3 separate regions of the Homo sapiens genome follow, and regions 1 and 3 are each linked to region 2. A link is a loop called in an ENCODE intact Hi-C map of the cell type or tissue named here. Cell type or tissue: endothelial cell of umbilical vein. All regions are shown on one strand. Each heading gives the region's core, and the rest is flanking DNA. Links, peaks and the distances in the headings are about the cores only.

Region 1 (11,178 bases), core at 2,171-7,170, 740 kb before region 2:
CCAGTATCATTCTGTTTTGGTTACTGTAGCCTTGTAGTATAGTTTGAAGTCAGGTAGCGTGATGCCTCCAGCTTTGTTCTTTTGGCTTAGGATTGTCTTGGCAATATGGGCTCTTTTTTGGTTCCATATGAACTTTAAACATATTACCCTTTTAATATATTGCTGGATTCTCTTTGTTAAGGTTTTGCTGGGTTTTAAGTCATTGGTATTTAGGTTTTCTGAAAAGAACTGGAAAGCTTTATTTCTTTCTCTATGCTCTGAAACAGGTAGCATTGGAATGATCAGTTCCTTGAAAATTTAGAAGGATTCATCCATGGATCCACTTATGTTAGGTGTTTTTTTTTTTTTTTTTTGCAGGGGCAACTATTTGCAACTTATACAATTGCTATCAAAGTTATCGATCATTCTTTTCCTATATTACTTCTTTGAATTTTGATAAATATTTCCCTAGAAAATTTTTATCTAGGCTTTCAAATTTATTAACATAGAGCTCTACACCATATTCTTTTATTATGGTTTTATACAACTTTATTTTTAATGTCTGCATAATATTCCATAGGTGGATATGCCATAATTCATAAATGTAAAAACAGTTTTACATTTTACTAGTAATTTTAAGTAGTGGTTGGCTGGTAAATGAAGGCAGTTTTTCCTTCTTGAGTTCTACTGGCAACCCTGCCCTGTGTGATCTTGTTGAGAGGAGGATAACAAAAGGATATGGCCTTTGGGTTCAAATCTTGGCTCTGCCACTTGGTACCTTGGGGGAAATAAATTAATCTCTCTATACTTTAGTTTTCTCTTCTGGAGAAAGGATAATGATAGTAATTTCTGTCTCAGCAAGGGTTTAGTACAAGAAACTAAAACTCTTCTAGGTGTTTTAGCAGAAAGGGATTTAATACAAGGAACTATATACTTACACAGTTGCTGAAAGGGCTGGAGGAGCAGTGATTCCCTATCACAGAACTGACGTACTAGGGGAGCTGTACCTCTGAAGCCAGCACGATGGGAACTGGTGAGTTTAAAAACACAGCTGAAATGTTGTATTGCTACTGGTTCTGCTTTAAATGCCCAGGAAGCTGGAGAAGGACTGCAGTCCTGCTGCAGAAAAGGATCACATCTCCACACCCTTGCTTGCCAGAATGAAATTTCTAAAAGGGGCAAGAAGTGGCCTCTGCCTCATTTTCACCTTCCCAAACTCATGCAAATACTTATAACTTATGAAACCTAATCTATATGCAAAGCCTGAGCTCCAAAGGAATTTGGGAAATAGTTTTCAGCTTTCTAGTATGGAGGATGATCAAGCCAATCCACAATATCTGCTATAATGCCTTCCATGAGATTGTTGTGAAGATGAAATAAAATAATTCATGTGAGTACCTGGTAAAGAGTGATGCAGTAAATGCTATTTATTGTCGTTTATAGAGAGCAAGGCATGTGCCAGGGACTGAGCTTATTTACTAGGGATGGAAAAATTAATAATGTTTCTTTGCTGTCCTCAAAATATTTCCAGTATAAAGAGGGTAGGAATTAAATAATTATATTACAACCAAAAAAAGTGCTATGGGAAGGCAGGGGACAGGGTAACTTGGTTGGCAGTGTGTGTTAATTCGCTTACTTATTCATGAGAAAGCATATTTGCTGGCATAACTCACTGTACTGACCAGGCCTATTGCTTGGTGCTGGGATGTAGAACTGAACCAGACAAATGTCTCTGCCTTGTGATGCCCTATGTGTTCTCAGTGGGGAGTGATGACTGGGGGGAAGTCAGAAGGAAAGGCTTCACAGAGGAGGAAACATATGGGCTGGCTCTTTAAGGATGAAGAACATTTTAGGCAGAGAAGGGAAAGAAGGCAAGTACAGACTTACAAAGAATTTTAGTTCTTGGCTTAGGGCAGCATTTCCCAAAGTGTGTTCCATAGAACACTAGTCCCCAGAGTGGCTCCTCGAAGGGATGGTTCTGCAGTAAGTCACCATCTAGGGGTCATGATGATGATTAGCTCATTAAAATGTTGACAAGACTTACAGTAAAATGCTATTAACTTTTTAACTCAATGTTTATTATATTTTTTGTCACAAAAACCTTCTTTGATGGAATATCTATTAGTATAGAATACACTCTGCAAAACATAAACCCAAGGTGATCAACCGCTTCATTCTACAGCTGGCAAAATGGGGCACAGGCAGGCTAAGGGTCACACCATTGGATTATAAGCTGAAAGAAGTCAGGGACCATGTTTCTCTCCAGCAACTTTTTTTTTTTTATTATTAAGGAATTAACCTAGTACATGGCACTAGACTGTTAGGGATGAAGAATTGATGAATTAATGAAAAACTAATCTAGAAGAGAACTCAGATATCTCAACTTTCGGGCCTATGTTTTTATTAATATATACCTTTCAGCCAATGGGAAGACATTCTCCCCACAAGGGTTATGTACAGCCTTTTCCCTTTGAGGTAGTGTTGCCTGATAAAATTTAGGGTGCACGCAATATTTGGACATATTTATACCCCAAAATTATTCATTATCTATCTGCTGTTCAAATTTAACTGGCATTCCATATTTTTATTTGCAACATTTGGCAACCCTACTCTTGGGGAAACAGTATGGAAATCTTTCTACCTGCTAATGTTACTTGTTAATCACCTTAAAAAGCCATTTATAAACAGACTTGTATTTTGCTTTCCAGTATATCACAGGGTCAATCCTTTTAAGTGGGTCTAAGAAGATAAACTGATTATGTTCACCTTAGTTTCTTTCAAGTTCCTGCTGAGAGAAAAAGCTTTTGTGTAAACAGGGAAGTGACAAAGCATTTGTTTCATCAGCCTGCACCCTAGCACATGTGAGAGGGTGCCAGTAAATTCTTCCAGCCTGGGCAGCCCTTTATAATCCACAGGAGAAGCACAGACTGAGATAGTAAGAGATATGTGAAGGAACAGGGAAGACAATTTCCTAAGTAATGAGGCTGTTTAGACCTTGCAGAGGAAGGACACTGCTATTATACACCCTAAGCCAGGTCTGTGTTTCCAAAAGGTGATACTCTTAGCCACAATTTTTTGAGTTTGGACCAGATGATTCCTTCATTTTGTGCAGTGCAGACCTGGATATAGATAATAAATTGTAATGCCCTTAAAAGCTTTCTTGTTCCCCATCCATCTTTGTCCTGCCTCACAAAGATGTACTGAGACCTCTCACAAACCATCCATTGTGACTTTGCCAGGGGATCCTGATCTTAAGACAATTAAACAATTAAAAAAGATCAGTTAAAAAAAAATCCTTCTTCTCTGCTCCTTATGCTGTTGGCTGCTTAAGCTGTTTGCTTTCATCCTCAGCTCTTGTGTGAATTATACATGTTTTTGTAAACTCAAACTTAAAACCCAGTATGTCTTTAGATAGCTTTTTGCACTGCACCCTTTAATGTGGGTTATTTTTCACATGCACTGGGGTGATTTTGCTTGTGCATAGAAGGGCGGTGGCTTGCTTCAAGTATCGGTTAATTGCACTTACATTCATTGGTTTGTTCCTGTTACAAACAGAAAAGAAAAAAGAAAAAAAACAAAACCCAACCAAACCAACCAAAGAAACACAAAACATTATGTACCAGGAACTGTGTGTAAGGCCCAGGTGAAACAGAGATACATAAAGCACAGTCCTTAAGGAATGGAAACGTTAAACAAATACTTACAATTCAATGTGATAAGTCAGTAGAGGTGACATTAGTACAGAGGTGCTGCACAGAGGGGCAGAAGGAATAACTCCACCTGTGGGAGACGGAGGGGGAATAAAGAGCTGCACAGGGATTTATGAGCTGAATCCTGAGGCATAAATAGGCATTTTCTCACTGCACAGATTGCAGATGGGAACTCATGCAAAGGCAAGGAAATATGAAGCTGTGTAATTTGTGTTCAGTGAGAGACTTCCACAGGTTAAAGATGGCCCACTGGGACCCAGAAAGAAAACAGCATAACTCCTTTTCTGTATTTATTTTTATGTAAAAAATCTTTACTAATATTTAGTATATGATTTACAGTTGGGCATATGTAATTTATCAGTTAAGTATAGCTGTGTGGTGAGTTGCATGCTCAAAAATGCTTTACCAAAAGGGGGCGCCCATGATCAAACTAATTTGGCTACTACTGCTGGAGTGGCAGAATTGGGGGTCCAATTCAGGCCGGCAACAGTGCCAAAGGAGTCCAGATAATTATGTTTCTTGTAGTCCAGGGTATCTCAAAGTATGGTCCACATATATGTACCTACAATGCTTGCTAAAGAAAAGTGAATTCCCAGGCCTATCCCACATCAATAAAATCAGTATTTCTCAGGAAGAGGGTCTGGGAATTTGTGTGTTTGACAAATTCACCAGGTGATGCTTATGGTCTTAGTCTGCTCAGGCTGCCATAACAAAGTACCACAGACTGGGTGGCATAAACAACAGACATCTATTTTTTCAGTTCTGGAAGCTGAAAGTCCAAGATCAAGGTTCCTGCAAGGCTCAGTTCCTGGTGGGGGCTCTCCTCTGGCTGGCAGATGGCCACCTTCTCGCTGTGTCCTCATATATTGGGGAGAGAAGCTCTACCCAGACTGGAGTTCAGTGGTGCAATCTCAGCTCACTGCAACCTCTGCTTCCCAGGTTCAGGCGATTCTCATGCCTCAGCCTCTGGAGTAGTTGGGATTACAGGCACATGCCACCACGCTTGGCTAATTTTTGTATTTTTTGTGGAGACAGAGTTTCACCATGTTGGCCAGGCTGGTTTCAAACTCCTGACCTCAAGTGATCTGCCTTCCTTGACCTCCCAAAGAGTTGGGATTATAGACCTGAGCCACGGCTCCTGGCCTCTTCCTCTTCTTATAAGGACACAAGTTCTATTGGATCAGGGCCCCACCCTTATGATTCATTTAACTTTAATCCCCTCCTTAAAGGCCTTATCTCCGAAACAATCACATGGGGGAATTTAGAGCATCAATATGTGAATTTGAGGGGGGCAGGGCAGGACACAATTCAGTCCATAGCACTTATGTTCACTGAAGTTTGAGGACCACTGCTCTAGTCTAACCAACAAAGAAACAGTAAAACCCGTGATAGCTTCTGATGGTAAGCTCCTTTGTTTCTGAGTCTGCACCGAGAGGATGAGCTAGAGAAACATGGGATTTCCAGCTCCCTGCCTTGCCTTTCAGACCAGCATTGTCCACTAGAAACATAATGGTAGCCACAAATGTGAGCCACATGTGTAATTTAAAGTTTTCTATCAGCCACAATGGAAAAATGTTTAATGAGACTGTGACATCAGTAAGAAACAGGTGAAATTACTTTTTAATAAGTAGTTAATCTATTATATCCAAAATATTATCATTTCAACATAAAATCAACATAAAAGATTATGAGTAAGATATTTTACATTTTTTGTATGAAATCTTTGAAATTCTGTGTCATATTTTATACTTCTATTTTAGCACAGCTTAATGTAAACTAGCGAGATCTCAAACACTTAGTGGCCACATGTGGCTACTGGCTACTGTGTTGGACAGGCAGTGCTAGACTATCCCAAGCTAGACTATTCTGCTTTGAAGAAGCAAAACAGACCAGGTGTGTTGTGTAACATGCTGTATAAGTACCGTTGTTTCTAAGAAAGGCTTTATGATTATGATTAGTCCTGAAACGTTTTTGTTAACATGACTCTCCTCTAACCAGAAGTTTAAGATGTCAAGTTTAAGCAGAGAACAGAAGCTGACGGCTCATCCTAGCAGCTGAAGAAATTGTCACCGTTCAATGTTCTCTTTACCATTTACATAAGAAATCACAAGCTGCCAGCCAGGGCTGGCTGATGCCTGAGCCATGCTGACTTGATGATGGTTTTCCCTTAAATTAAAACTGAGCTGCATTTGATTTATCACCCAGAGCTGTCACTTCTCACCTCCAGTGAACCTTTCCTAAAACCACAATAAATGTCACTTCAAAGGTTCAGAACTGGATTTCAATGGTGAAGAGCATATTCATCCTAAAACAGGCTCCTTGAAACAAAACAGGGTTTGCCATCAGTGTTGGGAATGGGGAGAGGATATGGAGACACTCCCCTGAATTTTGTATAATGAAGAAAGCATTTGGCTGATCATGAACTTTACCCATATCCACAAGATCAAGTTTGGGATCCCCAGGGGCAAAGGGTGTGTTATTGGTGCTGAGCTCCGTCTTGGGAGCCACTAGAGCCCAAGAGCTTCTAGTTACTTTTGAGACAAGAAATTCTTGTTTAGTTGGAGGAACTTGGGGGCATTTGGTTAGAGAAGAGAAAGTTTGGTGAAGAGGGCATGACACATCACCCTCATGTATTTGAGAGCTTCTTGGAAGAAGAATTAGACCCATTCTACATAGTCAACAGGGCAGAATTAGAACATATCTTTAGTTCAAGATAAATAAGACATTTTTAATGAGATTGTGACATCAGTAATAAGACACAGACATCAGATTGTGCTTCCGTATGGAAATATTTGTTGAGTACCTACTTTGGGTCAAGCACTGTTATTTATATTATTTTAATGAAATTTCATAACATTTCTGTAAGGTAGGCATTATTAGCTCTTTTTCATAGATGATGAAATTGAGGCTCAAGGATGTTAAGCACCTCCCAGAATAGGTGCTTTGAGTTGGAGGGAGGTCTCCCAGTCACTGAGCCTGTTGAAGCAGAGGGTGCAACACCATCTGTATGAGCTGGGAGGTGTCAGCCATCTTGATAAGCTAATAACTGCTACTCTTTACTTGTGCTTGTTTTGTGATAAAAGATATTACAAATTTTGATTTATGTATTAAAGTGACATGGCCAAAGAGATATTACATAGACTAGTTTTCAAACTATTAAGAAGAGAAATTCTTTTTCCTTCCTGCAGATGGAAGCTTCAGCAGCAGGAGCCAGGCCCCACACTCTCCTGCTCCCAGTTGGTCTGTGGTGGGATATGGTGAGGCTCAGCTGTTTGCTGGTCACTTCCCCTGGTGACCAGTTAGTATCCCAGAGGAATCACAGATAATAGAGTGATGTGAAATGAACTTAAAAATAAATGTTTAAAACACTCAGAGGAATAAAGGGAAAATAGAATCCATACAGCAAAACAAGACCTTATAAAAAAGAACAGGCAGATTTGAACAAGAGATAGAAATTTAGAAAACAAAAAAAAGTAATTAAAATAAAAATCTGTCTTAACATGTTTATGCTGCTATTAATAAAATACCTGAGACTGAATTTACAAGGAACAGAAATTTATTTCTCACAATTCTGGAGGCTGGGAGTTCAAGATCAAGTTGTATAGCAAGGACCTGGTGTTTGTTTCCAAGATGGCTCCTTGTGGCTTCATCCTTGGAAGGGGAGAAACACTATGTTCTCGCATGGTGAAGGATGGAAGGGCAAGAAGGTGAACTGTCTTTGCAGCCTCTTTTGTAAGGCCATTAATCCATTCATGAGGCCAGAGCCCTCTTGACTTCATCGTTTCCCTAGAAGCCCCACCTTTTAATACCACCATGATAGGGATTAAATTTCCATATGAATTTTGAAGGGGACACACATTCAAACCATAGCAGTGGTCTAGACCAGGGATCAACAAACTCTAGCCTGTGGGCCAGCTGCCTGATTTTGTAAATAAAGTTTTATTAGACCACAGCCATGCCCATTCTTTAGCATATTGTCTTAGGCTGCTGTTGAACTACAAATAGCAGAGTTGAATAGTTGAATAGAGACGATGTGGCCACACACTCTAAAGTATTTACTACCGGGCCCTTTAAGAAAACATTTGACAAAGGTTGGTCTGGACTGAATGTGAGAGAGAATTAGTGATTTGGAAGGTAGAGATAAAGAAATCACCCAGGATACAGCACCAAAAGATAGACAAATGGAATATGGGATAGGAGGTTGAGACATGGAGCACAGAATAAGCACAACACATTCATGTCACCAGTATCTGAGTTCCTCCTTTTCTACCAGGGTGCACTTCTAGACCACACAGCTTAGCTGGTTGTGGTCAGGTGGACCTTGTGATTGAGTTCTGGCCAATGAGACATGAGCAGGAAGGAGGAGCAGCACTTTCCTCTTGCCTGGACAATCTCTCCTACAATCTCTCACATACTCTCTTCCTTCATGAGAAGATGGAAGTTCTTCTGGCTTCCTGAGTGACGAATTCTCCCTTTCCTCTGCTCAGCTGCCTCAGTTTGAATATGAATTAGAAAGAAACCACTGCTAAGCCACTGACATCTTAAGGTTGTTTCTTATGGCAGTTAGCCACTGATAGGGTTTGGCTGTGTTCTCACCTAAATCTCATCTTGAATTGTAGTTCCCATAATCCCCACATGCCATGGGTGGGGCCCAGTGGGAGGTAGTTTAATCATAGAGCGGTTACCCTCATGCTGTTCTTGTGATAGTGAGTAAGTTCTCACAAGATCTGATGGTTTTATAAGGGGCTACCCCCCTCACTTGGCTCTCATTCTTCTCTCTCCTGCTGCCATGTGAAGAAAGACATGTTTGCTTCCCCTTCTTCCATGATTGTAAGTTTTCTGAGGCCTCCCCAGCCATGCTGAACTGTGAGTCTATTAAACCTCTTTCCTTTATAAATTACCCAGTCTCAGGTATGTCTTATTAGCAGGTATGTCTTATTAGCAGACTAATACATACATTTTGATTTATGTATTAAAATGATGTGGCCAAAGAGATGTTACATAGACTGAGTAATAGTTTTCAAACTATTAAGAAGATAAATTCTTTTTCCTTCCCCCAGATGGAAGCTTCAGCAGCAGGAGTCAGGCCCCACACTCTCCTGCTCCTGGTTGTTCTGTGATGGGATATGATGAGCCACCCTGACTCGTATAGATTTAATAGAAGTTCCAGAAGGAAAGAATATCAACTAGTGCTTTTCAAATTTTAATGTGCATATGGTTCACCTAGGTGTCTCATTGAGTTCTTGATTCTGATTCCATAGGTCTTGAGAGGTGCCAGCTATTTTGCATTTCTAACAAGCTTCCAGGTGGTGAAGCCACACCTGGTCCATACATCACATTTTGAGTAGAAAGAGAGAATGAGGAAGAGGCAATATTCAAAGAGAGAATGGCAGAGAAGCTCCCAGAGTTCAATATGCCAGAGTTTACTCTTTGTCTGTTTTCTTCTGTGTTCTTATTTCCTAAGTAAGTAGACACTTAACTTCAAACAGATGACTATGTTTCAACAGACTGGGGGCTTTGGCTCAATTTCATGTCCCTGCAAGTCACTTTGGCCATCTCAGTCACTCAGTCACATTTATGCACACATGCACACACACAGAAGTGATTGTGGAAGCCCAATGCACAATGATTTTTTTTGGCGCGTTTCCATATTTTATGATCCTCTTTGCAAAGATGCCCGTTCAAGTGCAACACACCATTTCATCTCCATGCCTACTCCTTTGTGGTCACAGATCTAGTGATTCTGGACCTCACTGGACTCTGTGATCCCTGGACAAAAGAACACCTAGAAAGCTTGGGTGTGGGGCTGACCCTGAGGCTCTCAGCCTAGACCACATGGAGTTAGAATGGGATTGGAACTACCCCAGCTTGGTGGGAATCCCCTGGAACTGAGAAGGCGAAGAGCTGCCCCTGTCAGCAATGCTGTGCCCACCCAGGCTCTTCTCCAAAGGTGGTGTTCCTCTGCTCTAAGACCATGGTGACAGCAAACAGGGATAAGAAAGGTATCAGCACTAGGGCTGGAACCTATGGAGTCCTCAGCTTTCCCAAGCAGATTTTATGCCGGAGGAAGTCCAGTGTAAATGTCATTTGCTTTACATGCTGGATTGGAAAATAGACAACTTGTGTGTCTTATACAGTGGAACTTGAATTTCAGAGGTGAAAGAGATGCATAAAAAACCTTTACAAAGTTGTAAAAGGTTTTTATTTAAACCGGTACTTCCCATTCTCACAAATGACGAGTGTACTATGGCAGAGTCTAAATTTTCTTCTTTAGGTGAACCTAAAAATTTTTGCTAGCCTATATAATTTGTATGTCCACAATTATCTATCTATCTATCTATCTATCTATCTATCTATCTATCTATCTATCATCTATCTCTATCTATATTTTATTTTTTATAAATAGAGACAGGGTCTCACCATATTGGCCAGGCTGGTCTCAAACTCCTGGGCTCAAGTGATCAATTGCCTTTGCCTCCCAAAGGGCTGGGATTATAGGCATAAGCCACTGTACCTGACCCAATCTTTTTTGCTAAAATATATCTTGCAGTGCCCATGAAAGAATATGTTCAGAATTCATCTCTAAAATGGATACTGGTTTTACCTTCATCCTACCAACAGAATGTATTGTGACTAGAGCTACCTCCCATCTCTTGGGGCAGCAAGTGGGGCCTAATAGCTTTATAAGATATAAACATAATTAAACATTAATGGCTAATATTATTGAGTAGTTACTGTGTGGCAGGCATTGTTGTAAGGGCTTTATGGTTTTTTTTTTTTTCTTGAGATGGAGTCTCCTTTCACCCAGGCTGGAGTGCTGTGGCGCGATCTCGGCTCACTGCAAGCTCCGCCTCCCGGGTTCATGCCATTCTCCTGCCTCACCCTCCCGAGTAGCTGGGACTACAGGTGCCCGCTACCACCCCTGGCTAATTTTGTTTTTGTATTTTTAGTAGAGACAAGGTTTCACTGTGTTAGCCAGGATGGTCTCGATCTCCTGACCTTGTGATCCGCCCGCCTCGGCCTCCCAAAGTGTTGGGATTACAGGCGTGAGCCAGCGCCCCCAGCCTTTATGGGTCTTAACTCATTTTCTCCTAATACAGTCTCCCACAGTGTAGCTACAGTTATGACTCCCATTTTCTGGAAGAGGAACCTGAGGCACAGGGTGGTTAGGTAATTTTCCCAGGGCACAAGGAGTAAGTAGTAGAGTCAGGATTTGAACCAAGCAGTCTGACTCAATAGACCATAAGCATAATGGCTATACTGTGTGTTGGCATAGCAGAGCATAACTTTTCTCCTACCTTACCAGAAAATGAGCACACTGGAAGCCTCTGTTTAAGCCTGGACTTTGGCTGTCCAATGTGGTGGCCCCATGTGGCTACTGAGCACTTGAAATGTGCCTAGTACAAATTGAGATGTGTGGTAGGAGTAAAATACATACTGGATTTTGAAGACAGCATGAGAGAAAGAATGCAAAAGATCACTTTTATAA
Region 2 (11,178 bases), core at 2,047-7,046:
TGTGTGGGAGCCAGCGTGAGCTACCTTGCTGGACCAATGCCATAGCCCCGTCTGCAGGCAGCTAGCTCCCTGTGTTAGTGTCAGGATCCGTGAGGATGGAGTGGGGCTCTTCTTTGTCTAGGATTGCAGGAGTTGGCAGTAGTGAGGTGGACCACTGAGGATCTCTTCTACCCTTTCCTCACAGTAGGTTCCTCACTCTTGGGCTCCTAGCTGATCCTAGCAGAGCAGACTGCCTCCCTTCCCTCTCCTTCCTTGCCTTAGGTGTGTCCTGTCACTTCTCTGTTGAATTCCAAGGTTCTCTCTCAGATGCTCTATTGAGAGAGTAATTACTTACTTGCCGTTTTATTTCTTCTTTGTGGAGGAAGCCAGTGCTTGGTGCCTCCAGTCAGCCACTGAAGCCCCTTCTCTCGTATCTAGTGTTTATCATAGCTCATTGAGTTTCTTTAATATCAATATTTGGAATTCTTTTTCAAGGATTTCATAGATTTCCTTCTCTGTAAGATCTGCTGCTAGAGAATTATTGTGTTCCTTTGGAGGTGTCATGTTTCCTTGCTTTTTCATGCTTCTTGTTTCCTTAGGGTGATATCTTCACATCTGGTGTGACAGCACTGCTCCCAGTTTTACGGATAGGCTTTCACAGGGAAAGAGCTTTCTACAAGGTTGGTCAGCCAGGGTGCTTTGGCTTTGATTCTGGGTGGGTGCAATACTATAGTCTCTGTATGATTTCTTTGGCTATAATCCGCCTCAGTGACTTCTGTGATTTTCTCAGTGGTTTAGGCTGCAGTGGAGCCTGAGGCAAAGCTTTGCTGGGGATGGGGATGACATGTGGGCCAGTCTTTAGGAACCAGTGGTGGCAGTGGCAGGCCTGGTGTGCCAGTCCTTGGAGGCCTGGGAGGTGTATGCTGGCACTGGCAGTGGCAGGTCCAGGCAGGCACATCCTTGTGCCTCCAGGCGGCTTGCTTAGGTGCAGGCAATTGCAGTGGTGGGCTGGGAAGGTGTGTTCTCAGGCGCCTGGGAGATGTGCATATGGCGTCAGCAGTGGCAGTAGCAGTGGGGGGCCAACCTTCAGGCCCCTGGGTCACTCACATGGGTGCCAGCAGTGGTGGCAGCAGGCTGAGCAGACCAGTCACCAGGTCCCCGGATGGGAGCTGGCAGCGGCAGCAGCAGGCTGGGTGAGCATGGTCCAGGGGTGCAGCAGCGGGTAGGATGGGCCTGTCCCTGGACAGTGTGTGCAAGCTCCAGTAGCGGCAGCAGGTGAGCCTATCCCCAGGACCCCAGATGGCATGTGCATGGGAGCTGGTGGTAGTAGCTGGGGCGGGCCAATCCCCAGGCATCCTGACAGCTTGTGCAGAAGTGTGGTGGCTCTGCTCCTGGAGGGGCTAGGGTTGGTGTCAGTACCGCAGCCTAGGGCAGGAGGCTCTCAGGCTCTGGGGGGCACACATTTTGGCTCCCTTGGTCCCAGGGGCAGCCTCCGTGGTGCACTGCACCTGTTCTCTGGGGGGTAGGACACTGTGTTGACCAGACTGCTGGGTACAGAGCTGTGCCACTGGGACTCACCACAGTTGCAGTACTGTAGCTCTCAGGTGGACATGAGAGATCCCAGTGTGGCGCTGGGAATATGGAGATGCAGGGGCTGTGAGCAGCCAGGACAGGATGGAGTCTGGTGAGGGCTGCGCTCTCAAAATATTATTGTGCTGCAACTGCTTGGGTAGGGGAGGGGGATTGGGACCCAGCACAAAATCCCCCCGCAGAACAATGCCGTTATGTGGCCTCCAAGCAGCTCCCATACTAGTCTCAGGGCCCACAGGGGCCTAAGGGCTTTCCCATAGCCAGGATTGCAGAGTTCACTGTGGGAATGTGGACCACTTTGGATCTCTCACTTATCTTTCGCCTGCCATTGGGAATTTCTCTTGGCTTCAGGATGCTTCGCTCCCCTCTCCTTACAAGCCTCAGAAGTGCTCTGTCACTCTCTTGCTCAATTCTGGGGTTCTCTCTTGAAGTTCTGTTCGAGGTATGGTTATCTTCTTGCTGTTTTGGTCCTTCTTGGTGGAGGGTCTGGTGCCTGGTACCTCTAGCCCGCCATGTTCCCATCACTTATCCTCCCCAGCTTTTAAAACAGTTTGGAGGGTTTAGTGGTAATCCTTTTGTTTTTGCTGTCTGGCCTGGAATCCATTAGCTTGGGTGGTCCTGAATCTATATTGTTAAAAATCTATATGTATCCTTTTCCTTGCATCAATAACAGATTTTAGAAGTTTTTTTCTTTATTTCGTTTTTTTCATTTTTAGTTAGAAAAGGATATGGTGCTAGCAGCAGGATAGAAAGAGATAAAAGGCATTCACACAGCTTTTTAGGAATAAATGCCTGGAAACTCTCCAGATTTATCAATTGCATGGTTCCATTTTTATGAGAGTATTTTTAAAATTCTTTTATCATATAGGAAAGTATTTGATGTTATATGTTTTCCAAGGCACTTTTAGACACCTGATCTCATAAGATCTTTATAAGGAGCTTATTATTATGCAGAGTGTGTATTATTTTCTCTTACTTTCTTCCTTCTCTTTGCCCACCCACCCACCACAGTCTCCTGCCCTGAAATTTAATGATGATAACACTGAAATAAAGCATAGCCAGAGAAATCCCTAAACTGGCACAGCAGGCCAGTGGGGGAGCTCAGATTGGATCTCTGGCTTCCTAACTCTTAGTCCAGTGGTCTTTTTCTTTGGAACTGTAAATAAATTCTTCCACCAATGTCCATGTCATTATTCTTTGCTCTCTATTTGCCATGATCTATAGTTTTGGTGGCTCAAAATACATTATCTTCCTGGGACTGGCTCTACCAAGAGCCAAGGACATTTGTGTTGGAGCTAGCAAGGGCCACAGTTAAATGGGTGAATGAACAGGCTGGATGGAAGGACTGTGGTGGAGGATGGAGATGCCAACCTTTCTCAGAACATGAGAAAGGTCTTCCTGTGTCCAGAGTTCTGTCCATTGCACTCACACACTCTTTCCTGGCTCTCCTCTTTTCTTCTCTGGCTACTTCTGTTTTGTTTGCCGCCATCCTTCTCCACCAGGCACCTAGTGTGAGTTCCCCAAGGCTAGTCTTAGTCCCCATTTCTTTCCCTATACTCTCTTCATATGTGGATTCAACCAGGCCTTTTCTTTTCAAATGTCATCTACATGCCAATGGCTCCCAAATCAATTTCCACTCCAGACCTCTCTGTGCTCTGTCCCTTCAATGTAATTATGGACTTAATATTTCTACTAGGATGTCTCAAATTCTCAGAATGTTTCAGATAGAACTTAGGATCTTCCCTCCTCCCCCAAATTGGTTTTCCTCCAGAATTTCCTTTCTACCACACCCCATTGCACAAGTCAGTAATCCTTGGAGCTCCTCTCTCCCTCACACTCTATAGTCTGTATATAATCATGTGCTCCCATCGGGTGACTTTGACAACTTCCCACTCCATTAGCCCACCCCCTAGTCTAAGCTACCACCATCTCTCACCTGGACTGCAACAGCTTCCCACCTGTTCTACCCAAATCCACTCTCGTCCCTCTCCTACTCATTCTTTACACCAAAGTCTATGTTGTGCATCACTGTTCAACCCCCTGACTCCCTGTGCTGAGGCCGCACTGGTCTTTTAGTTCCCTGTAGCAAGACATGTTCCCATGCCTCCTCTCCACCCCCTCCCTACCCCACAACCACCATCGTCACAGGGCCTTTACTCATGGTCTACTGTATGCCCAGAGACTCCCCACCTCCAATCCACACACATACACAGCCATCTAGTTACCTCCTACTCATCCTTCAGACCTACATCACTTTCCCAGACCCAGGTCATGTTCCTTCATTAGAAACTTGTCTCCAGTCATGTTCTGGACATGTGTATCTCAGATTTGTAATTACACTCCTTCACTCACTTAACAGCTCTTTACTAAGCACCTACTTTGTGCCAGGTACTGTCCTAGGCAACTGAATAATTAGTCAAGCAATTGAAAAATAAATGCTTGAGTATTTTCTGTTACTCTCAAGTACTAGGAAACTGAAAAAATACAATATAATTACCACAGGTAATTACATTCTATGAATAATTAATTACAAGTTCATTTCTTTATTTATCTTTTTAATATCATTCCCACTCTAGGCCCTATGTTCAATGAGAGCTGGAACTGTGTATATTCTGGTCGACAAGTATCATCAGCTCTCAGTGTAGTGCTAATGCCTAGCAGGTACTAAAACATTTGGGAAATTAATGAATATTTACATTTGTAAATTAACAAGTGAATGAATAAATATAATTTGAATATTATAACCTGGCTTACATTGAACTTGTGATATTTTAATGTTTAATAAATATTGTGATATACAATTCGAAAACAATTTCATGTGTAGGCGGCAAGACAACCTTTCCCCAACTTGCCCATTAACCTGTAAAAGATGTGAATAGTTACTCCCTTCTCCCCTCACTTTTGAGAAGTGGTTTCCGAAGAGCTAGCTGAACTTTGCTGCCATCTTTTGACCAAAGTTAATACTGCAGAGATAAAAGCTACATTCCGTAGAAATTCTCATTACAGCCTCTGAGTATCAATGAGTTCTAGCTTTGTGTAAAAATGCAAGAACGTGTTGCCACTTAAGAGGAAATACATGGCCACACTCGGTGCCTACTTCTATTATATGTTTCTTTCTTTATTTGCATAGCTATCTTCTATCCACTCTTTCTTCTGTATCCCAGCACCATGGTAAAGCTTAATAAATATTTTTTTATGTGAATATTCTAAGCGAACAGTAAGTGAACAACAATTTAATATCAGGACGTGCAGTGTACAGACACCAAATAGACATTAGTTATTATTATTAACATTATCATTATTAAGACCCTTCCCCTGCAAAGTAGATGACTTCAGGAAGACTCTAAGTTCCTACTTGCTTGTGGACACCTACCCCAAACTTTGTCTCTCTCTCTCCTCTCTTCTTTCCTCTCACCCTCCCCTTCCCTGGAAGGCCCATGAAAATTACTTTTCATTGCTATCTTAATCCCTTAAAATATATAAATACAGGCCGGGAATGGTGGCTAATGCCTGTAATCCCAGCACTTTGGAAGGCCAAAGCGGGCAGATCACTTGAGGCCAGGAGTTCAGGACCAGCTTGGCTAACATGGCAAAAGCACGCTAATAGTTGTCTACAAAAAAATACAAAAATTAGCCAGACGTGGTGGCGCATCTCTGTAATCCCAGCTACTTGAGAGGATGAGGTGGAAGGATTACCTGAGCCCAGGAGGTGGAGATGGAGGTTGCAGTGAGCCGAGATCACACTGCTGCACTCCAGCCTGGGCAACAAAGTAAGACTCTGTCTCAAAAAAGAAAAAAAAAAAAAAAAAAATATATATATATATATATATACACACACATATATATATATGTATATATATACACATACATATATATGTATATATATACACATATATGTGTATATATATACATATATATGTATATATGTATATATATACATATATATGTATATATATGTATATATATACATATATGTGTGTATATATATATATACACACACATATACACACATACATACATATCTTTATATTTTGGTTCTCCATTAAAATTATAAGGCCCTAGTTGCAAAAAAATTGTATTTCAATCTTAGGATCTCCCACAGTACTCAATAAATGCTTATGGACTGCATTGAAGGTCATTTTCTGAAATGAAAGATTTAAAGAGATTTTATTTTGCTCTAACATATTTTGTGTTAAGGCTATACTGGGAAAATTATGACAGGTTCTCAGAAAGCTAGCATCGTTTTAAACTAAATATTTCAAATGATATTCATTTGGAAAATTTACAAAATTGAAAATATGACCTCTTTGAAATAGCTGTAATGCCAGGGAGTCTTTGTATATTGTAAGCTAGATAATAGAATATAACAACCAAGAATCGTGGCAATGTTAACTTCTTTAAACAAAGGAAGCCAGAGAGATGAAAAATTTGGATTGTCCCATGAGAAGTCTGATAGGTATTTGAGCAATACATAGACCTGTTTAAAAGAACAGATATACCTTGGAGTCCTTGAGGGGCGTCTGTAGCAGAATCTGGTTTCAGGAAAGTGAAATTGTTGGATAACTCATGAAAACAAAAACCATGAAACAAAGAGGTTCATCATCTGTTTGAAGAAACAGAGGTTCATCATCAGTTTGAAATTAGCCCTTTCAGCATAATGGGGAAATGCTGCAGCTGAAAGAGAAACCCTTTCATTCCACACACATGCCTGGTATATATTAGGTTGTCAGCAAATACCTATTGAATTGAAGAGGACTTTGATTAGCCACGTTCTTACCTTTCTTTACAATTCACTACAGTTCAGCTCCTGGTGATTTAATAATTCTAAATGCCCAAATTTAAACATCCAGTTTTAAACAATTGGTTCTGGATGGGCATGTCAAGGAAAATGATGTTTTGTAGTTTGCTCTGCCATGTATGACTGAGAAAACTAAACAAAGCAGTTGAACAGCTATGTGGATGATGTTATATTTAGAAGCTATATTGCATGTACTTTTTACTAATTTTACTAAAAATATTGCTCATTTTCATTTTCACACAGAAGCATATTGAGGATCGGATGCTATCTTTGGTCCTCAGTGTGGGGTAGCCTTGCTCACCAGAGATAGAACAATTTTGTTTTAGGGAAAATTTTCCAGTCCCACTGAACACATATTCAAAGCAGTGAGCTACACCACCTCTGTGTTTTTCCTGGCTCTTGCATGAAATAAAATACCTGCTCACAATTTCCTGTGCTGACAGATTAGGGATAAAATGTCTGAGCTCAAGGAGAAATGGGAAAACCTGCTGGATTGGATTGGTCATTTGGGAAGACTAACATAGGATACAAGGCACCCGCTTAAAACATCACCTGGCTATTTTAAAACCTTTCTGCAGGTCAATGAGCTAAATGGGAGTTCTATGTAGAGGATAAGAAACTATTCATTTCTCTCAGGCTTAGCTTTTCAGAAAAGCCCTCAAAAAAAAAAAAAAAAAAAAAAAAGTCCCTCTACTTCGAGTGCACTAAATCCTCTTGGTGACTTTGGTGAAAGAGACATGAAAGAGCTGATGAAGGCAAATGTGTTTCAGATGGAAAATAATAGCTCTTGGAAAGCAATGCCTGGTGAACATCTGGTGTCCCTTTATTCTGAATGAACATCTGTCACCCTTGGTTAATAGTTTACACCTGTTGACCCAATCAACATCCCTACTACAACCAAAGGTGAAAATACTGATGTTGAGGTCCCACCCCCTAGAGATCCTGATGGAATTTCTTGAGTTTGGCCTAAACTTTGGGATCTTTAACACTCCCTGGATAATTTTAATACGCAGCCAAGATTGAGAACCACTCTGTAAACAGGAGACTTTAATTGGATTTGGGAATATGACTTATTAATGCAAAAATTAAACTAGAGATATGAATTGTTTACAGACTTTTATCATGTGTTTAAAATATTTTAAGTGGTTCTGTTTACATTAAATTTATATCATTTTGATAGTTTTAGACAACTTTGTATTGGATTCATTGAGTCCCTGTCAATATTATAATTCATTGTTTCAGTTATAGGCACTATTAGCAAACAGAAAAATAAAAGTTATAAGTCTACATATTGCTTAAACGTCTATGCATGCAATCCTTCCTTGTGGGGCAACCTTATGATGAATTATTATGGTTACAGACAACCTGGAGTGATTGTTTAGTGTTTCATTACTTTTTTATTTTAAAATGATCTCATATAGTCGCGTTTTGTTTTTTTATCATTGGATAAATATAACTGGGTGACTAGGTGTGGATCTTTGTATAGCAAAGTGACAATTTAACTTGTAATGATAGAAATAGGATTCTAGAAAATCTGTTAAGAAGTCTGCTGGTCAAACATTATCTGAATTCAAAAGTGACTGAACCATGGAGCCAATAAACTATCCTCATGTTGGCAATACCGTGTCCTGTATCTTCAACCGTCTTTATGACTTTGGTTTAATGACTATTAAGGCATGACCACAAACCAAAGAGGAAAAAAATAACGCTGAACTCTAGTCCTAACCCAATGCAAACACATAGATCTATAACTACTCCCCCCACCCACCCATGTATCTACTCGAAAGGAAAACTCAAAAAACTATGAAAACTGTGCCTATTTGAAACCCTTTATTGGTTGTCGCTTTGTTTCATGGTGGCAGATGGGTCAAGTGGTCAACTTAAGATGCACTTTAAGATTACATTCTTCAAAATAAGCAGAAGCCAAAAAAATTTTTTTAACCTGGTGGTTTAGTAAAAACAGAGTTCACTTTATCCTTTTATTTATTCATTCATCCAAGTAGCTGCTGTGTGATAAACAAGTATGCATATCCCTCAGAGGTAGCTAAGAGAAAACCTCCAAGCCAAGAAGCTTAGTCAGGAAAGCCAGTGTTCTATCACATCTGGCCTCAAAACATTTAAAATGTCTTCATTATAAAATTGAGTATACATTTTTAAAAATCTTTAATTTTATTTATTTATTTATTTGAGGCAAGTTCTTGTTCTGTTACCCAGGCTGGAGTGTAGTGGTGTGATCATAGTTCACTTCAGCTTTGACCTCCTGGGCTCAAGCAATCCTCCTGCCTTGGCCTCCCAAGTAGCTGGGAGTACAGGCATGCACCACCATGCCTGGCTAATTTGTTATTTTTTGTAGCAATGGAGGGGGGTCTTGCCATGTTGCCTAGGCTAGACTTGAACTTCTGGCCCCAAGTCATCCTTCTTCTTTGGCCTCCCAAAGTGCTGGGATTATAGGTGTAAGTCACAATGCCTGGCCTAAAAATCTTTAAATATTTTCCACTGGCTTATTTTTACATTCGTAAGTGATATTTTCACCATAAGTCATACAGTTTCTGGGCCTCAGTTCCTCACTTGTGAAGTAATCAATCAGAGCACAAAGGCTAAGCTGCCATCAAGAGACTTAAAATCACAGTGACTTCAATGGGTAGGATGAGAGAGAGCTTAATTTCCCTTCCATGTCCCAGGCTGATCTGGCATTCTGGGATAGTTGGGCTGCTCTGTTACAGAAGGTCATCTATTGACCTGGGATGGCTAGTAGCTCTGTTATTCTCAGTGTGTGACTTCTATCTCTGAGCCCAAGGTATCTACTGTAGCTGTTGCTGCTTCCCAGCCATCAGAAAAAGGAAAGCTTGTGAAAAGCTGCTACTTTGCTGAGGAACTGACTGGAAGTTGAATGTGTCTCTTGTGCTCATATCTCATTGATTCAAATTTAATAGCATGGCGATTCTTAGCTGTAAAGGAGCTAGGGAAATGCACTGTCTTGTTGTGTGGTGTGCTCAGATAAACCTTGGAGAGTTCTATTACTACAGGGCAGAAGGGGAGAATGAATAGTGGGAGATGTTTACTAATCTCTGCCATTTGAAGGGTTGTGACTACATGATTTTTAGTATTGCATTCAGCAGTTAAATCCTGCAAATTCATGATTTTGCATGATTTTGACCAGTCTGCTCTTTAATTTTAAACCCAAAGAGTGTGTGTGTGCATGTGTGTGTGTGTGTGTGTGTGTGTGTGTGTGTGTGTGTGTTGGGCAACAGATGGAGAGTAGGGCAAACAGATGCACTATATTTCTTAATCGTCAATTAACCCAGTGCTTCTCAAACATTAATGTTCGTATAAATCACATGGAGAACGTGTTAAAATGTAGATTCTGATTCAATAAGTCTGGAGTGTGCCATGAGGTTCTGCATTTCTTACAAGCTCCTCTGATGAAGCTGATGTCGATTCTGCTGGTCCGCAGTTAACATTTAGCAAGGAGCTAACCCATCCTGATGAGAAGGCCAGTGCTAGGTGAGGCCTTTTTGGAGAAATAGACAATATAGTAAAATCTCTACTCTCTCACACTGTGCCTTTGATGAAAGTAGACAAGGGATCATCTGGGTCAGCAAAAAGCCATCATACTTTTAATTTAAAAAATGGCAACCCAAATGTTAATTTCCCACGTATTGTGAAACTTGGGAAAGATGGTGTACAATGGGCTTGTGATACTTTCTGATGCTAACTCATGTAAATTCTCAACACATGATCTACCATCTAAAAGTAAAAGTAGATCATGGAATGTTTACATGGCATTTGTTTGGACTTTGGAAGCTTTTGCCTCCATTCCTGTATGGTTTTTTTTTTTTTTTTTTTTTTTTTTGCTAATTGTTTGATTTAAAAGTGAAATCTACCATCACATCCACATAAAGAGTTAATCTCTGTTGGACATCCAAGTAAATATGACAAGCAAAAGGCCATTTAGAGTCAGGAAAGTATTTCCTTCCCTCAAAGACTTTCCTACATATTTCAACTCAACTGGACATTATTAATATCAGTAGACACATATTGAACCATACTTACCTGCCACTTATTCATTTTATAGGATAAGACAATATTTTTCTTGATATAAATTGTTACTTGTCTAATTTAGGAAGTGTTTTCACACTTTGTGTGTGATGAGACATAACACATCGAAAGAGAAAATCGTGAAGATCTTTCTGACATCTTACCATATGACATCTTCTGTCCATTTCTGGACTACAGCATCCTGTCCATTCCCTGGACTTCACACTTGAAAAGGAGCACAGTGAATTTTGAAGCAATTAGCTATTACATTGGAGGAGTCCTGATAGAGTCATTGCCTTTTGGCAAATGACTGGAGTTCAATTTTCCCATTTAAAAATAATGGAGGTATATTCTGACATGTCAATTTCCCAAGCTCTTTGGGGTAGGTCTTCCTGACCCCTTCCCCCAGAGAGTGAATAGCCCTGTGTCTAATCAACAGTTTAGGAGCATTGTCTCATGGTGAAGAGGTCAGATTTGGGGAAAGAACAAAAAAGAGAGTCGTATCAATTCTTATAATGAATATAAAAACATAGGTTCCCCTCCAATTACCATGGAGTTACATCCTGATAAACCCATCATAATTTGAAAATATGGCAAGTCAAAAATGCATTTGATACACCTTAACCTACTGCACATCATAGCTTAGGCTCACCCACCTTAAATATGTTCAGAAGACTTATATTAGCCTACAGTTGGACAAAATCATGTAACACAAATCCTATTTTATAAGAAAGTGCTATGTATCCCATGTAATGTATTGATTTCTGTACTGA
Region 3 (11,178 bases), core at 3,301-8,300, 230 kb before region 2:
AACAAAGTTATAATTCCAAGAGAAACAGAGTTATTGAGAAAGGAAATACACTCATAGTGCACTACAGACTCTGCTGTGAGCATTATATACCATAGTCGTAGCCATGAAAACAGTGACTATCAATTGAAAACAAAATTATTTTATATTAGCAGCTTGGGGGAGGAGAGTCTGTGTGAGGAAGCTAAAGTCTCATCATGTAAAATAGGAGGTCAAAAGTAACATGTAATCAAAAAGAACTAAAAGTAGAACTGCCATTTGATCCAGCAACCCCATTACTGGGCATCTACCCAAAGGAAAAGAAGTCATTCTATGAAAAAGACACTTGCACATGCATGTTTAGAGCGGCACAACTTGCAATTGCAAAAATGTGGAACCAGCCTAAATGTCCATCAGTCAGTGAGTGGATAAAGAAAATGTGGTATATATACACACCATGGAATACTACTCAGCCATAAAAAGGAACAAAATGAAGACATTTGCAGCAACTTGGATGGAGCTGGAGACCATTATTCTAAGTGAAGTAACTCAGGAATGGAAAACCAATTATCGTATGTTCTCAGTTGTAAGTGGGAGCTAAACTATGAGGACCCAAATGCATATGAAGGATGTAATGGACTTTGGGGATTCAGGGGGGAAGAGAGAAAGGGAGTGAAGGATAAAAGACTACACATTGGGTACAGTATACACTGCCCAGGTGATGGGTGCACCACAATCCCAGAAATTACCACTAAAGAGCTTTCCATGTAACCAAACACCACCTGTTCCCCAAAAACTATTGAAGCTGAATAAATGTATTTCTAACTTCCTTTTTATGACTCCTTTCATCCGTGGCTTATTTTAAAGTATCGAATTTGATTTCCAGATATTTGCGAGTTTTCTAGATGTCTGTCTGGTTGATTTCTAATCCATTGATTAGAAACAGAGAACAACAACAGAAAAAAGAAAATGAAGGGAGTAACTTGGTAGGTCATGTAACACAGAACCAACCTGCCAGGGGAATGTGTGATTCCCCCTTGATATAAGATGCAGAATGGCAGCCATCACTTGGGAGTGTGTCTTTTGAGAGCCTCCAGCTGTTGACATCTCTAAGCAGATTCCAGCTGTGAGGGGGTTGGGATGACGTTATTGCAGTGAGGCCCCTGATGGAGCTAACAGGCACTGATCTCTGCAGGCTTTCTCCTTGTTTGAGAGGGTTTAGAGCATGAGAAGCGCCTGGCCCCAGTTCCTGGCACTTTGTGATCTTGGGCAAGTGAAGTCACAACTCAGTTTCTCTATCTGTGAAATGGGGATAATACTACCTCCTTCTAAGGTTGTTGTGAAGAGTAAATCAGTTAAGGTAATTGAAATCTTTCAAATAGTGCATGGCACATAGTAAGCATACTGGGGTTTGTTATTTGTTTACTTTTGTTAACCTTTGCATTTTTGGGTCATTATTATTGTGTTGTTTTCTTTATCCAGTTCACAAGAATGGATCAGTACCTCAGAAGTGGTTCTTTGAAGTATAAAAGGAGTGACAAAAATAAGAAAAACTACAGCTCAAAATAACATAAGCATAAATAGTGAAGGGAAACCCAGTGTCATTATAAAATGTGAATCTTAACATCCAGGGACCAGTTAATCTTTCAGGTTGATAATTTTAGTCAAGTCACAGAAAAAGAAAAATTGTAAATAGAAAGTATCATAATGACTTTCTGAAAATTGAATTTTACTTGGGAGGTGATTTATTTGTCCGTGGTCTCCAGTGCTTTCTCTTTTATGAAACTTTGTCAAATAGGGGCATAAAACCCCCAATGCTTTTGAGTCATTTTCAGACAGAGTACAGTGGCCTCTCCAGTAAACCAGTTGAGTCTTCCCAGATCAAGTACAAAATAGTGTTTTCCAGGGTGAAACTGATGAATTTTGTTACTAAGGGCCCAGAATATAGAACAAAACCTCAGAGGCATCATTCATAGTTACATTCATCCTAGCAAAAGTAGATTTGCTGAGAAGTTTGCAACATCAACCTCCAAACTGATGGCAAACATATTCAAAAGGAAAGAGGAACAAGCTTTTGGCAAAATCGTTGATCAAATACTGCTGTTGCATGTGACGTAATATCAGGGGTATGCAATGTGGAAAGCAGTCATGCATGAATGAATATTTCACTTTATAGTTTGTTGAATTCACTGTGTAGAATATGAATCAGTCCTTAGAATATGTGTAACACACGAGGGAGAAATGTTCAGTGACTTTCTGTAATCTTTGTCGTTGAAACCCTTCGCTTCAGGAGAGATTCTTTTTGTTGTTTATTTGGAAGGCACTGATAATGAACAAAAGGTTCCCAGACATTCCTAATGACAGGGCACCAGCTGAGTAGGCAGCAAGGAAGATGCCACTCTGCTAATGCTCATCCTCCCTCCACTTCTTCCACCAAGAGCAGGATGAAAACTCCATCACTGAATGTGTATTTTCCACTGGGCTGTGTAAATAGATTCTCAGCAATTAAATAGCTCAGCTTTTCTCCATTGAGTTGTGCTAGCTGTTGAGGAGACCTTTTTGGAATAAGGTATGAAATAAAATATTTCTTCATGGTCTTGATATGAGTAAAGACCATGTCTGTGATAATCAGTTGGCTTAGACAGATGGCATATTGCATAGGCTTTTCTCTTTTCAGACTGAATCTGTCTCTTCCTGGTCAATGACAGAAATAAGAAATAGAATTTTTTAAAACTGGATAATACTGCTGAGACTGGATCACTAAGATCTGACTGTTTACTAGCATGTATGATTTTCATCAAGGAAGCATAAATGTTGGGCATATGTAACAACTGGAGGTAAATATAAGCAATAAATGAATGAAGAATCTATTTCCCACTTCTCTTAATTCGAAACATTGCATCTCCCAGACTTAAAGGATAACTTAGGTTTCCAATAAATTCCAAGCGAGGCGTTTAGTAAATTTTTCCATAATATCTGGGTTCATCCTTGGTGGAAATATCTGTACTCCTTAGTAGAACAAAACACTGCAACAGTTACCAACAGTCTGTACAGTGCATGAGTTGTGATTTTCTAATTGATGTTAATGAAAATATATTAATTAATTAGCTTAGATGTGGAACCAGAATATTACTCAAGCTAAATGTGTCATTGAACCCAAATGAAAGATTGTGCTGATATGGAATACTTAAAATTAATTTAAAAATATATTTTATCAATATTTTTCTAAAACATGTAAAACCATGTATGATAAACATGTAAAAATTATTAATTTTATAATTATCTATCTGCATGTCTACAATATGCCCATTAAGTGAATTCCTGGTTGGCAAAATTTGGAATATATGCCTTAAGGGTTGGAGAGTTGTTATTCTGGCCTGGTGTTTATGTGATTCTATACAGGCAAATTTTCTTTCTTTGGGAACTGTTTCTTCATCTATAAAAATGAGAATAGCCAGATAGTTTTACTAGTCAAAATAGCAATACTACAACTCTCTGTCCACAGGTTCTGCATCTGCAGATCCAACAAACTGAGGATCACAAATATTTGGGAAAAATAACAATACAACAAAAAATAATACAAATTTTGTATTGTATATCAATAAGCATAATAGCTATTAACATAGCATTGGCATTGTTTTAGATGTTGTAAGTAATCTAGAGATGATTTAAAGTATATGGGAGGATGTATTAATACATATATTATATGCAAATACTATACCAATTTATGTAAGAGACTTGAGCATCCTCAGATTTTGGTATCTGCAGGAGTCCTGGAACCAGTCCACCATGGACATTGAAAGATGACTGTAGCTACTAAACTAATAGACTTTTCGAACTGCAGAGTGCCTTTGAATGCCATAGATCATATAAATCTTAAAGTTACAGGAGACTTCAGGAGTAATCTACTTTATCCTTCCTCTGCAAGCATGGATCTCCTCTGGAGTGCACCTGGTGCGTTCTCCATGTACTTTCTCTCATGGGGCAAACAGAGGTTGTAAAGTTTGCTATGACTTGACAAGAATAACAACTCCATTACTGGGCAACTTGGTACCATTTTCAACAGCTGTAACTGTTACAAGGTTTATATATTTACACTCAAATCTGATCCCCCTTCCCTTTAACCGTAACTTTTATACCTTGGTTTTGATTCTGTCCATCACAGCCAAACAGAAAAAGTCAACATTTTCTCTAATGTTAATAACTACTTAAGCTGCTAATCTTCCCCTAAGACATCACTTCCAGGGCAAGTTGCACTAATTCTTTCAACCCTTCCTCCTGTGTTTCCCATGTCCTTCTCCTTTCTGGCCTCTCCGAGCCTCTGCATTTGAGTGCTCTTCAGGACAAGCGTGGTCTACCAGTATTGATTAGAGTGATTTTTTTGTGTTGTTTCTCTGTTAAAAGCAGTGTTTACGGACGTAGGCCAACTGTGTACCAGGAAGTATGGGCTTGACATGGTTATGCATTACTTTATTTAACCCATATTACTTTGCAAATAGTTTTGATTATCTGTAGTACGCTGGGAAACTAAGACTCAAAAGTTAAGTAAATTGTTCAAGGTAATTTACCTAGGAAGTAGCAGCGCTGTGTCTCCTATCCCATTTAATTATTCCATCATACATTGACTTATATTGTGCAATTTTTCTCATACTTACTATCTTGGCCACGTTTCCTTTTTAGAATTTAAGAAATATTACATTCTTCTGAAAAACCTTTAAACTATACAGAAATATATAAGAAAAACCTTCTCCACCCCAGTAACCATGTGGTAGTGTGATACGAGAGTACCTTTTTACGTTGTTGGTCTACTGCTTACTTTCTGTACCTAAATAAAATACAGAGATACGAATGTGTACCTGTGTCTCTGAAAAGATTGAGTTAATAAATATAATGGACCTGTAGAATTGTGTCTGGTACACAGCAAGTGCTCAAATGTTGCTATTATATGTACAAACACATACATAATGTGTGTATGAAAATCAACATACACACACGGAATTCTTTCAAAACCAAAACAGGAATGGGAACAGTCTCTGTATACAATGCTTAAACTACTTTTATCACCCAAGATTTATCGTGTATATTCTTCCGATTATTATTTCAGTCAACTGTAGTTTTTCTTTTTGTTGCTACAAAGTATACTCTATCCCCTTAATTTATTTAGCTGTCCCCTTACGGATGGATGTTTAGGTTGTCTGCATGCTGTTAGAAATAGTGGTGCAGGGGACTGCTTGAGCATAGATCTTTATTCATGAGAGTTGATTGTCTGAACCTACACATATAAATGTACATTTATCACTTTAAAAATGCCTTATCTTGTTACATTTGGCCTGTTTTTATAATGTAGTCATTGGGTAGATTTTGACCCTGTCATCAGTGGATTCACTGTCTTTGGTATTGCTTCATTTTAAAAATTGTGATCAACCTACTTTCGTTAACATCTTGAAAATCATGGATTAACACAAGACAGAATTCTGTAGTTGCCACCAGAGGGCTCCTGTTATGTTGAAACTGATTTTATAGGTATAATCATTCACCCAGGTATAAATCTACTTTGGGTATTATCTTCTAACTATATTTCTCCATTGTATGTATAGAAATGTCGAGACAGACCTTGTCAGATGCCTTCATGGAATCTTGTTAAGAAAGTAGTCATTTAGTGAGTAATCTTTGCTACCCAGTCTGGAAGGATGACACTATATTCTATATTTGGAGAAACTTGAAATATAAACGACAGATGTCTATACTTTGGAAAGTGTCTGAAAAATGTCTAAAAATGCCCACTGTTTTATTGCCAAGAGAAGGAAAAGTGTCAGTGCTATTTTGATTTTGTTAGGCTAGCTGCCACGTAACTGGCTCCAGTGTTGATGCTCCATTTGGCAATTTTTTAGCACGATCAGATTGAATATAATCAGTTAAACTATATTTTCAGAATATTTGGGTTGATTTAAACCATTAAAAGTAGTTGCCTAAATGTGAAATACAGTCCAAAAATAATTTTCAGCGTCTACCATGCTGCTATTATGCAACGAACATGTCATATGAGCCGACCAAATATGTGGCTTCTTTGAGCATAGTAAATAATGAGAACATTAAGTTTCGCGCACATTTTAATTTATTCTTTAACTTTTTAAGATCAAGGACTCTGAAGTGAGAGAATACAGATCATTATTCCTTTTTTTTTTTAATCTGAAAGAATTGAAGCACAGAGAATTAAAACAGCCCAGAAAAAGAAGCGATACATCCCGATCATCAGGAGAGTCAGGGAAAGCTTCACACAAGAGGTGGCTTACCGTTCTGCTGAGGGTGACTGTGAGAAGGAGCCTCCAGGCTGGCAGGGAGCCTTGGTGGAGAGGCACAGGAGAACATGGAGGGTTGGGAAGCAGAAGGAAGGCATGCAGGAGCATGGATGGGGAGGCTGACCTGAAGGGTGCCATGAGGAGGCCGGATCCTGGAGTCTTGAATTCCAGGCCCAGGAATTTGGCCTTGAATCTGCAACATGAGAAGCTGGTTGGGAGGTGTAGAGAAAAGGGGTGACTCTAATCAGGCTCAGGCACAGAGGAGACACCGAGAGGGCTGTTGCTGCTCCTTAGTATTCTGGGGCTTGGCTGTTGAAAACCCTCCCCGGGGGTTGCTGAATGCCATGAGAAGGGCAGTCCATGTGCTGCGGCTGCTCCTGCCATGCCACTTGTAGAGGATATCATGTTTCTTCTTAGGAAGTCTCAGGGAAGCAGGGTTAATGGTCATTTCAAAAAGTAAAATGCACATCTTCTCTCCCAGTTTGTGTCCAGTTTTGGTGTTTGTGTTTCCGTTGGGCCTTTCCCACAAAGGCTTGAGTACTGTTAACAGGTAATCCCTGTCATAGTGGTGCCGTGAATTGGCCATGGGATATAGATTATGTGATGCTCGGAAGTGTGTATTGGCTTCAAAAGATTGGTACAGGTCTCTTTTAGTTTCCAAACATTCACATATGAGAATTCTAAGCTTAAGGAATTAACGTCCACTAAAATTCAAGCGGTATTGAGCATTTACTCTGTGCCAGGCAGGGATAGGGGTGGGAGAGAAGAAAAGTAAGGCCCTGTGCCCTGGGCATTAATGGTTCCCTCTTTCATTTAACATCCTTTACATATATCATGCATTTGCCCATCCACCCTCATCACATTGTTGGTTATTCTTATTTACATGTTTGTTAACATCAGTGTGAAAGCCTCTCCTCCCCCAGATAACGTTTTCCCTCCTATTTAAATCCTGCAGCCTCAGCATCCCCACCAAAGACCACTTCCTCCTCCATTCAACTCTTCCAAGGTGCAGTCAGTTTAATTCAACGGATATTTCTGGGACTATTAGGTGCAGAGTCCCATGTGAGTATCTAAGGGACAAGAACTGTTCTTTGTAACCCCAGTACTGAGCATGCTCCAGGTGTGTCTCATGAACAAGGAAGGGCTTGTGTTCCCCTGAGGAGGCAATATGGGAATACACACAAGGAATTACACAGCATTTGGGGCAGCAAGTGGCTGACAAAATGTGTGGCTCGTGTGTTCAGCTCTGTGGGAACTCAGGTTAGAGACTGAGAGTGACTGACACCAGGAGTGTGTCTCTCACTGCTCTGTCCCATCAATGTGTGCCCTGACTCAGTCACTGAATAAAGGATCACACATGCCTAGCATGCGTCATGCGAATCTTGATGTCACTGAAATATTTTTGAGGTGGGGAGAGCATTTTTGGGAGATCTGTTTGACTTTTGTGCACAGACTAGATCAGAGAAGTGTTTCACACAGGGAGCAAGATCAGTGCTCTCTCGTGTTCTCTAAGGGGCAGAAGTCCCCTTTGCCTGTAGGTTTTGGAATGCCCTATCCTCCTTACTGAGGATGCTCCAAATGGGGCTGTATCCTCTCCCTCTGGTAATGCCATGTTTTCTGCCCAAACTTTGGCTTCAAGCTTATTTCCAAAAGCCATCGGCACTGGCTGGACCTGTGGAGCACTGCCTGATGCACTGACGGTTCCTACTGAGAGCTTGGGCCACACTGGAAACATTTCTATTTGTTGATGGGGGTGAGATTTCAGCCAGGTAAGTCAATACTAGAAGTTATATGGTGGCTTAGATGAGGTTTTCTAGAAGCAAAGTGTATTAGTTAGGGTTCTCTAATGGGACAGAACTAATAGGATAGATGAATAGATGAAAGGGAGTTTATTAGGGGAATTGACTCACATCATCACAAGGTGAAGTCCCACAATAGGCCATCTGCAAGCTGAGGAGCAAGGAAGCCAGTCTGAGTCCCAAAACCTCAAAAGTAAGGAAGCCGACAGTGCAGCCTTCAGTCTGTGACCAAATGCCATAGAGCCTCTGGCAAACCACTGATGTAAGTCCAAGAGTCCATAAGCTGAAGAACTCGGAGTCTGATGTTCGAGGGCAGGAAGCATGCGGCATGGTAGAAATATGAAGACTAGAAGACTCAGCAAGTCTCCTCATTCCACTTTCTTCTGCCTGCATTATTCTAGCTGCACTGGCAGCTGATTAGATGGGCCCATCCAGATTGAGAGTGGGTCTGCCTCTCTCAATCCGCTGACTCAAATGTTAATCTCCTTTGGCGACACCCTCACAGGCACCCACCGAACAATACTTTGCATCCTTCAGTCAAGTTCACACTCAGTATTAACCATCACAGAAAGCCTGTGCAAGTGATTTACTGAAGAAGTACTGTCAGGAGAAACCAGGAAGGAGGTGAGGGAAGCAAGTGAGAGCAAGGGAAGAAGCTGGGAAAGAGTGCTCTTAGCCCAAGTCTAGCCTCAGCCTGACCCCCTGGGGAGCTCTGAGGCCACATAGCCACCCCACGTTGAGCAGGGGCTCAGCCCTCTTTCCTTGGTTCTGAGCTACAGGCCGCCCCTGGGGGCACCATCTCCCAGGCATTTCTGGACTAAGTGGGCCAAAGAAAGTTCTCTGGAGAAGGGTTTGTCTGTGAGCTATTAGTAGCCAGCACTCAGCTGCTCACAGCGGGCAGCAGGAGCTCAGCCTGGGAGGGCCATCGGCAGAGGCTCCTTCAGAGCCAAGTTGACATTGTTACTTCTTCTGCCTCCTTCCATTCACAGATGCAATTATCCTCCTAGGAAGATAGTAGCATAATATTTGTGTAGCACTTTGAACTTAAAAAGCCAAGCTTATTTTCTTATTTTATTTTATCCCTGCAACAATCCTGTAAGGCGAGCAGGGTAGTTGCTGAGTCTTTACAGTCAAGTGTTCTAGTACGCGAAGCTTAAATGACTTAAGATCAAGCAGCCGTAGTTTCTGCTGAGTATTCTGTTTGATCCTTGCAGCAGTTCGTTATTGTTACCCTGTTGGTTGATTGTTGTGATGCAGGGAGGTGGAGTGACACACTTGTGTGCTCATGGTTGGTATGTAGTGCACTTGTAATTGTGAGCCCCTGTTTGATTCCACACCCTGTTTCAGTCTCGTCATACCCTGCAGCCTCTGCAATTGGTAAGCAAAATCAAGTCCAAAACCCAAGTTTTTGACACGAACTACTCTTGGAAAGAGGCTGCTAAGCATAAATGTTGGGGGACATTACATCTAAAATGTTAGCTGTGCTAATTATTTAAAGCTAGCATAGCATAGCATATCAGGACAAGTTGTTAAAGCTTCACATCAAGAGTAGTCACTTGGGATGTTTTAGCTATTCAATTTGTATTCATCTTGGATTCTTATCTAGATTGACATGACAGCTTGAGGTGCCAAACGTATACACCGTAATTCTTTTTTTTAATAGTGAAGCATAAATGGATTATGATGTAGGACTTTGAGAATTGTTATTAGGTGAGTTTGACAATAGCACAGGGTAATAATGTCTCAGACACCTAGGATACTTGGGAGAATAGGGTATTCTGCTTCAATAATTTGTTTGTTCAGCAAACACTGAATGCTCTCTGTACCAGAAATTGTGCAGTAAGGAGGTAACAATTCATAGTCAAGTAAATATAGTTGTCATAGCCTAGGGTAAGGGTGCTATAACAGTAGCCAGACTTGATAAAAAGGAGTTTAGGCCTTTAAAATTATTTTCATAGCTAATGGTAGCACACTCCTGTTTTAGAGTAATATTTCCCAAAGCAGAGGTGTTCCTATACCTTGTTCATCAATATCACAATGTCTTACTGGGACACCTGTTGTATGTAAACTACTGTAACCCATTCTGTTACTTGCCAAATCAAGAAGCTTTGAAAGAAGTCTTAGAAAATATAGTTGTAAAGTTATTTATATAAAATCACATTTAACCTGTAACGTATTGTAAGATGAGTGTTGGTGAAACACCTTCTTTGTCTGGGGAATAACCTGTGGTTTGTTGCCTTGAGCCAGGAAAGAATTCAGAACATGGACACATGGGTGGGTTAAGGAGCAGGAAGTTTAGTAGTGGAAAGGTGAGAGGAAGAGGAGAACAGCTTCTTGCAAGAGAGAGGAGATAGAGGGAGAGCGAGACGTCTGGAAAAAAGGAGGATCAATAACAAGTTCTGAAATTGAGGCAGTAATTAATATCCTACCAACCAAAAAAAGCCCAGGACCAGATGGATTCACAGCCAAATTCTACCAGAGGTATAAAGAGGAGCTGGTACCATTCCTTCTGAAAGTATTCCGAACAATAGAAAAAGAGGGACTCCTCCTCAACTCATTCTATGAGGCCAGCATTATCCTGATACCAAAACCTGGCAGAGACACAACAAAAAAGGAAAATTTCAGGCCAGTATCCCTGATGAACATCTATGTGAAAATCCTCAGTAAAATACTGGCAAACAGAATCCAGCAGCACATCAAAATCCACCATGATCAAGTCAGCTTCATCCCTGGGATGCAAGGCTGGTTCAACATATGCAAATCAATAAACGTAATCCATCACATAAACAGAACCAATGACAAAAACCACATGATTGTCTCCGTAGATGCAGAAAAGGCCATCGATAAAATTCATCACCTCTTCATGCTAAAAACTCTCAATAAACTAGGTATTGATGGATGTATCTCAAAATAATAAGAGCTGTTTATGACAAACCCACAGCCAATATCACACTGAATGGGCCAAAGCTGGAAGCATTCCCTTTGAAAGCCAGCACAAGACAACGATGACTTCTCTCACCAGTCCTATTCAATATAGTATTGGAAGTTCTGTCCAGGGCAATCAGGCAAGATAAAGAAATAAAGCGTATTCAATTAGGAAAATA

Evidence for each region. Hi-C counts contacts between places; a loop is a spot of excess contacts. Peaks named below come from ENCODE experiments on the same cell type or tissue, not always from the same donor. Only the 100,000 strongest peaks of a DNase experiment are listed, where the experiment ranks them.
Region 1: it touches region 2 in a loop (12-fold over the local background); 25 of 110 quality-filtered maps call a loop at or near these places.
Region 3: a loop joins it to region 2, with 9 times the contacts of the local background. A loop is called at or near these places in 9 of 110 quality-filtered maps.

What each region holds. Positions count from the first base shown.
Region 1 is chr14:55,727,983-55,739,160 of GRCh38, forward strand. No RefSeq gene overlaps it. Among named protein-coding and RNA genes, the nearest start is that of LINC00520, 63 kb to the right of the region's middle. In endothelial cell of umbilical vein, for the core only: a CTCF peak has its summit at 4,108 (motif pointing right); a DNase peak (open chromatin) is centred at 4,119.
Region 2 is chr14:56,470,107-56,481,284 of GRCh38, forward strand. No RefSeq gene overlaps it. Among named protein-coding and RNA genes, the nearest start is that of TMEM260, 100 kb to the right of the region's middle. In endothelial cell of umbilical vein, for the core only: a CTCF peak has its summit at 4,515 (motif pointing left); a DNase peak (open chromatin) is centred at 4,505; H3K27me3 peaks cover 154 bases.
Region 3 is chr14:56,242,221-56,253,398 of GRCh38, forward strand. All of the region lies in intron 2 of PELI2 (pellino E3 ubiquitin protein ligase family member 2), which reads left to right. Among named protein-coding and RNA genes, the nearest start is that of LINC02284, 63 kb to the right of the region's middle. RefSeq lists an enhancer at 8,350-8,850. In endothelial cell of umbilical vein, for the core only: a CTCF peak has its summit at 5,474 (motif pointing right); a DNase peak (open chromatin) is centred at 5,461.